Linked DNA regions of Homo sapiens: region 1 is linked to region 2. The links are chromatin contacts, found by Hi-C or POLR2A ChIA-PET in ENCODE. All regions are on one chromosome and are shown on one strand. Each heading gives the region's core, a stretch centred on a gene start or an enhancer-like site at or near the end of the contact. The rest is flanking DNA. Distances are from core to core; before and after follow the strand shown. Region 1 overlaps FMN1 (formin 1). Region 2 overlaps FMN1 (formin 1).

Region 1 (3,565 bases), core at 893-3,392, 240 kb before region 2:
TGCCTTTTCCAATGATCTCAAATAAGAATAGCTCATTGGCATGTGAAATACGAAATAAATGTTCTACTAATGAACAATTTGTATTTTAAGGTCAGTTTCTGTATAAAATAAATGAGTATTTTTCTCATTTGTTTTGCTTTTTAAAGGGGAATGTGATTTAAAGGCCAGGACCATGGCCAGAATCTGATGTTTTAAAATCTCAAGCCAGCTCTATGCCTGTGCATTTTTCCCCAGATTAAGATTGAATTATGCTTTGAGGATAACACCTTCCACTGGATTGCTTTTCACTTGTCTCTATTTTTGGATTCAGAGTACAAGATATAAAGCAAGGGTGGCAGTCTGTGGCCTTTGGCTATATGCACAGCCTTCCGAAATAATTCCAAAGATGTGTAGAAATAGCAGAATAACACCATGATTAAAAGTAACAGCCACTGATAAATGTAAAAGAGAAAACTATTTTTAAAATAAATAGATATTAAATTTTAGAGAATAATTCATTGGATATATTTGTTAACTCAACACTCTGCCTCATGTCATTATTGGTTGGGACATGAGAAAAAGACAACCTTTTCGGGTTGTAATTGGATTACAAGTATTATATCAAACTGATAAAGCAGAGTACTGAATATTGAAAGCGTATGTTTTGTTTTATTTCTTTTTTTTTTTTTTTTTGAGACGGAGTCTCGCTCTTGTTTCCCAGGCTAGAGTACAGTGGCGTGATCTTGGCTCACTGCAACCTCCGCCTCCCAGGTTCAAGGAATTCTCCTTCCTCAGCCTCCCAGCTAGCTGGGATTACAGGTGTGCATCTGGCTAGTTTTTGTATTTTTAGTAGGGATGGGATTTCACCACGTTGGCCAGGCTCGTCTTGAACTCCTGACCTCGTGATCTGCCCGCCTCGACCTTCCAAAGTTCTGGGATTACAGGGGTGAGCCACGGCCTGTTTTGTTTTATTTCTTAGGGAATCCTGAGAAAGCACTTTTTGAAAACAGCAGATACCACTGCGGCCCCACCCCCTTCCTCTTGATAGCTGTGAGCAGATAAATGACTGTGGTGCCGATCTCACTGTATTTGCTTTCTGATCACTTACAGGGATAGTGACTTCTGTTAGATAATTTTGAAATTGGAATCAGACCATATCTAATGTATCTTTGTGGCCCCTGGGCTGTGATATTAGGTCATACCATCCCCTTGGAGTTCCTCTGTGTGCCCCGGCAGCTCAGCCTCCTATCATGGCATGTTCTGGAGTTTCTTCCCTCTCATAGAAGGTTCTAGGAATTTTTTTTTCACAGTCATGGATTGTTCCAGTACATTGAAACAAGGCTCAGAGCCTTATAGGAAAGAACTTGAAATCAGGTCAGAATTGGAATTCAGAGATGTATGGGATACAGACGGATTTGAGGGGTCCTGGAACGATGTTGGATAATAGGGAGGAACAACAAACTACTGAAGGAAAAGTACCAAGAGAGAACACTTCTGGGCCAGAATGTCTTGGACAAACATTTCCTCATCCTCCTGGGAGGGCCCCTACACTTGAGGAAGAAGGAGCTTTGGCAAAAAGAAATGAAAGAACTTTATCATCAGAAGCCCAACAGTTTTGCAGTATTGAAGAGCTGTTCAAGAGAGGTAGGGACTTCCTCTCTTGAGGACTGGGTTTCACGCTAAGCAAGTGAGTGAGGACTTCAAACGCTGAGATTCAGATTTTTGTATTAGTAATTCATGGTATAGTCCCAGTTACTCGGGAGGCTGAAGCCCGAGAATCTCTTGATCCCGGGAGAAGTATGTTACAGTGAGCCGAGATTGCACCACTGAACTCCAGCCTGGGTGACAAAGAGAGACTCCATTTCAAAAAAAAAAAAAAAATTCATGGTAATACGGTTTTATTCACAATAAAGTCACAAATCAGTTCATTCAGATTTCACGTATTTTTTCTAAAACGTTCAAGTCTTTAGTTTCAGTTTTGTGTTTAGAGGGAGAACTCAGAAGTGCTCCTGTGACTGAGTAAAGCTGTTGGTTTCCAGGTGAGCCCAGAGGAATTGTGGAGAGTAAATAAGGTGTGCAGCTTGGGCCTCAGCTATGTTCTCCCTAGGATTCAGACTTGTCTGGGCATGTCTGGATAATTTGACAGTCATGCCCGTCCAGAGTCTTCTGCTTGAGGGCTGGGATGATCATCACAGGACAAAGCTCATCTTAAGGAAAGCAAGAATTTGAGCCACATCCGAGGGTAGCGGCTACCACGGGGAGGGACAACACTGAAAATAGCATGACGTATGTTCTCCAGATTTTCTGTTGCGCCAGCCCCATGGATTCATGCCTGGAGATAGGGAGAGAGGACTGCCATAAAAAAAGCAGTGTGAAAATTTAAAGAGTAATGTTACTAAAATTTCTTTAGGACATTGAAAGCAAATTCTGCATAACAGGATGTACAGACTTGGGGAAGCAGTGTCCCTATTGGAGGTGCTATGGAAGCACGGTGTGAAAGGGCATAATGAACTAGATTTTATCCAGTGTGGTTTTATTGATGGTAGAATGAATGAGATTTTGTCTTATCCCAAGGAGAAGCGGGAGAGGTAGGCAGTTGTGCCTTGGGCAACACATCTGGCACCTTTGACTACAGCAGCCCTGGTGCCCATTTTGGAAGCATCAAGAGGCACCTTGTGCAGCCGAAGCAAGAGATGAAAGCAGTGATGAGGAGGAAGGATTACATCCACGAGCACACATGATTTCTAGAATGATTCAGGGGAAATTGGTGTGGGGGAGAGGGAAGCACCAAAATCGGTAGAGTCAGTGAAATACCGATTTTTTAGCTTGTTATTACTCCCCTGATTGCAGTTGCTGGAAGGAATTATGTCAAATTTCATAGCGGTTTTTTGAGAATCAAATGAAATAATATCAATGAAAATAGTTCATAAAGCACTTTTTAAAATTAGCTTTATTATAATTACACATCATTGCTGGTTCATAGGGGCAGAAAGGATTTTAAAATCCCACTCCTTTTGGTATTTTCCAATGATGAAATGATGCTACAAAGAATAGCTCACAATGAGTTGTTTATTCGATGTGGATTTGCTGATTTGTTCTTGATTAAAGCTGCTACATTTGCTGCTTGTTTTTTAAGGCACTTACTTATATAGCATCTTTATCGATATTTTATTGTTTTGTGTAGGTTAATATTGGATTTCTCTTTTTTTTTTTTTTTTTTTCAGACGGAGTCTAGCTCTGTCGCCCAGGCTGGAGTGCAGTGGCGCAATCTCGGCTCACTGCAAGTTCCGCCTCCCGGGTTCATGCCATTCTCCTGCCTCAGCCTCCCGAGTAGCCTGGGACTACAGGCACCTGCCACCACGCCCGGCTAATTTTTTGTATTTTTACTGGAGATGGGGGTTTCACCGTGTTAGCCAGGATGGTCTTGATCTCCTGACCTCATGATCCGCCCACCTCGGCCTCCCAAAGTGCTGGGATTACAGGAGTGAGCCACCATGCCCGGCCTAATATTGGATTTCTACCTAATTTGCATTAATAAAAAAACTTGAGGGCAGAGATCGTATAGGATACCTCTGAGGTACTCCCC
Region 2 (3,860 bases), core at 63-2,562:
TAGGGCTCTATAGTGTACTGTGGTCACCAGTTCAAAAGATGATTCGTTTCATATTTATGTCCCCTGGGACCTTAAGTTTCTTACAGAAGATTTCCATAGTCTAATAGTCTAGGCTTGGTGGCATCACCAATTCCTTGCTCATTTTCACATCTTTATATGTATCAGGAGCTACTTAGTACAAGTGGGTCGGAACTTCTCACGTTTCCACTAGTAAAGCTTTCGTTAATAAACCAGAAAGTACACAAATACCAGGCCATTGGGAGCTAATTATGCACTTGAATACTTGGAGGTCAGCAAGGTATAGAGGCAGAAAGAGGGAGTTCCAAGTCTGAAGCTCTTTAACAGTTGCTTAGTACAAGCCTCAGTGGAATAATCTGTAAAATGAGGATACAGTGGTTCATGTTAAAGAACTTTGTCAAAGGCAGTACCTTCCAGATGCTTTGTGTTGTTACCATGAGCTCAGGACTAAGCACATGGTTGCCGCTTGTTAGCTCACAGTAGAGATAAGCTTCATTCAACTGAAATAGTTGGATAAATTGAGAAAGTAAGTGACTCAATGCCAAAATAAGTGGTACAGACAATGAGTGCTTACGAAATTTGGAAAAAGGGACGTTGTTGACTAGAAATGAAAGAGCTGCGAGTTCATATAATTTAGGGCTGTTCTAAGAGTAAGGAAACAAATTCTAAGAACAATATTCCCCCAGCCTCCTTACAGAGGAAGAGATGGGGGATTCAAAAGTAGAGCTCAAATAGCTGTACTTCTGTGTCCAGCTGCGTGTACTTGTTAGGTCCATTTGCATTGAATCTCAAACTTGAGCATGCATCAGAATCACCCAGTGGGCTTGCATCCCCCCACCCCCACCCACACCCCAAGTTCTTGTGTCTAGGGTGGGCCAATAATTTGCATTTCTGACAAGTGACAGGTGATGTTGTTGATGCTGCTAGTCTAGGAACCACACTTCGAGACTTTGAGACCCACTGCCATAGCCAGAGTCTCACTTCCCTTTTTTTTTTTTTTTTTTTTGGTTTTGTTTTCTATTTTGATACAGAGAGCCCAAGAGGATGAGCTGGTTAAAATAAGAAAGTATTACGAGACATCCAAAGAAGAAGAACTGAAGCTGCTGGATAAACCTGAGCAGTAAGGATACTTAACATTTTTCTGTTAGGCCAAAAGGAGAACTGCAATTTCTGTCTTCTTGTCTCCCAGCTCAGAATAACCAAATCTAAATGTGCAGCCAGCTAAATCACAACACCGTCATTCCTGTGACCTGTTGCATGCAGCAGGATGACCCTGCTGCCGGGAAAAGCAGCGCTGAGATTTGTGCTGTTGGATACAGTGTGTCTCACCCCCCTCCCCCACCCCAAGAGACTCCCCTTTCTTTTTCTAGCAACTTGTTAATTCCTCCTAGACTAAACAATTTGACCAAAAGGGTAACTGAGGAAGGAAGAAGGCATTGTTCTGTTTAAGGTTCTCTTGATGAAGTTAAAAAGATGATATCAGAGTCACAGAATTCAAGTTTATTTTCCTAAAGGTCATATCCAGTAAGTGCAGCCTGAATGTGCTAGCTTTTCCCCAAACTTCTCCACCTGCTCTGCCCAAATGTGGCTTTTTCTCACCCTCACTCTGTACATGCTTGTTTTTCTCTCCAGTCACTATCTATGGCTGCTTGCTCTGTTGTTTGTGATGCCGTTCCATAGGCTTTGAAGACCCAGAACTCCGGGGTGTAACTGAGTGACTCTTGGGGTCTCGAAGCCATAGATAAGCTCCCGGGGCTCTGCAGCCCCACGACCCTGCCCAGCTTTCCAGGGCTTAGGACTCTGTGAGACTGTAAAATGGGTTCAGAGGACCTGTGTCCTCTGACACAGGTTCAGAGGGCCTCTTTTGCCTGTTGCTACCTTGAATTTTTTTTGTCCAGTTCAGGCCAACCCTCTCAATCTAGAGATGAGGCAAGTGTAGAAAATGAAGCAGAAATGGAGCTATCAGATCAGGGTTACCAGTCAGCCCTAGAAACTTCCAAGGTTCTCCGGCTTGCACTGGAGTTCCATGCCTTGTCCCTTGGGTCCTCTAGAAACGGGTCCCCAACCCCTGGGCCACAGACTGGTACCAGCCCATGGCCTGTTAGGAACCAGGCCACACAGCAGGAGGTGAGTGAGAGACAAGCCGGCATTACCACCTGAGCTCCGCCTCCTGTCAGATCAGCAGCAGCATCAGATTCTCATAGGAGCACAAACCCTATTGTGAACTGCGCATGTGAGCGATCCAGGTTGCACGCTCCTTATGAGAATCTAATGATTATCTGTCACTGTCTCCCATCACCCCCAGATGGGACCATCTAGTTGCAGGAAGCTAGAGGGACCATCAGGGCTCCCACTAATCCTAGATTATGGTGAGTTGTATAATTATATCATTGTATGTTACAATGTAATAATAATGGAAATAAAGTGCACAATAAATGTAATGTGCTTGAATCATCTTGAAACCATCCCACCTCCAACCCCAACCCCTGGCCTGTGGAAAAATTGTCTTCCTCGAAACCGGTCCCTGTGCTAAAAAGGTTGGGCACAGCTGCTCTAGAATACCTCAGTCCCCATGGATGCCTGGACATTTAGACTCAGGAAAACATCTTAAATGGCTGAGGATGGGAGTTGGGAAGAGAATTCTGGGTTTACTCAGTTGACGACAAACCTACATGATGGTTCTGGGAACCTTGGATGACTTGCTCTCACATGGAGCATGGTCCAGGATCCCCCCTCAAAGTAGGTTTCTAAAGCCTAGGAATATTGTGAATCAAGTCAAGTGAGGTTCCCTTGCTGTCTTGTTCCACTGACTTGAGACACCTTCCTTACCAATCCCTACCCTCAACTGATCCTATAGTTTATTTCCAAGTCATATTTCCTATTATAACAAATGAATCCCTCTTACGGTGCTAATGACTGAAAGTAAAGTGATTAATAATGGGCTGTTTCAACACTGAAAAGGCCATTTGGTTGTATTGGGGCACAGTGGGCATATCAAAGCACTTGGGTAGTGCTGGTTATACCAAGTTACACAGTAATATTCTCCTCTAAGCCTGGAGTTGGCAAACCTTTCCTGTAAAGGACTAGATAGTAAGTCTTTTAGGCTTTGTGGCTTACGGGATGTTACAAATATTCAAGTCAGCCATTGCTGTGCCAAAGCAACCACAGGCAGTATATAAACAAATGGGTATCGCTGTGCCCCAATGACATTTTACTTATGAACACTGAAATTTGAATTTCATGTCATTTTTACATGTCATAAAATGTTGTCCTTCTGTTGACTCTTTTTTCAACAATTTAGAAACGTAAACATCGTTCTTTTAATTCATGGGCCATACAAAAACAAGTGGTGGCCTGGTTTTGGCCTGTGGGCTGCAATTTGCCAACCCCTTAACCACCGAGCAGCCCTTGTTCTAAGCTATGGGAATGGCTGATCCGGTGAAATGAACAGGCAGGGAGAGATCATGCGTTTCTGCTACTGTCCTAATTATTGTTCTAATTGCCGGGACTTAGATAATGGTAGCAGGTAATTAACACACAACTTACTCTTGTTTTCTCTACTGATGATCTAGATAGAAAAGCATTTTTAATGTTTATAAATGGTCATTGTAATGGCTTCGTGAACACGCAAACCCAGCAAAAAGGACTGTCATGCTGTGCTGGTGAGGTGACTTGCCTGGGCTCAGTTGCGGGAGGGTGAGGCACGGATAGATGGGGGCCTTCAGACCTGGGTGCATTTCACCTTTGCTACCAACCTCCTGCACAAACCAGCATTTGTTTGATTTATGCCACTCTGATTCTCTGGCAACTTATTTGCCATTAACTCCAAGTGAGTCGACTAT

Evidence for each region. A loop is a pair of places that touch in the nucleus more often than their neighbours do. ChIA-PET counts read pairs that join two places held with the same protein, here RNA polymerase II (POLR2A). Pooled maps may share reads with other maps.
Region 1: a map with no recorded cell type shows a loop between it and region 2 (1.8-fold over the local background). The contact joins two enhancer-like sites. A Hi-C loop is called at or near these places in 1 of 37 single-sample maps with no recorded cell type and 1 of 50 pooled maps. POLR2A ChIA-PET finds 5 or more read pairs at or near these places in 1 of 52 experiments (A673).

What each region holds. Positions count from the first base shown.
Region 1 is chr15:33,144,273-33,147,837 of GRCh38, reverse strand. All of the region lies in intron 4 of FMN1 (formin 1), which reads left to right. Among named protein-coding and RNA genes, the nearest start is that of FMN1, 49 kb to the left of the region's middle. RefSeq lists an enhancer at 1,319-2,518. Within about 2 kb of position 2,142, at least 3 of the 41 ENCODE cell types and tissues checked have a DNase peak (open chromatin) inside an H3K27ac peak, as active enhancers do.
Region 2 is chr15:32,905,768-32,909,627 of GRCh38, reverse strand. It overlaps FMN1 (formin 1), which reads left to right. Exons shown (of 21, transcript NM_001277313.2): 12 at 1,050-1,138. Among named protein-coding and RNA genes, the nearest start is that of GREM1-AS1, 190 kb to the right of the region's middle. Within about 2 kb of position 1,312, at least 4 of the 41 ENCODE cell types and tissues checked have a DNase peak (open chromatin) inside an H3K27ac peak, as active enhancers do.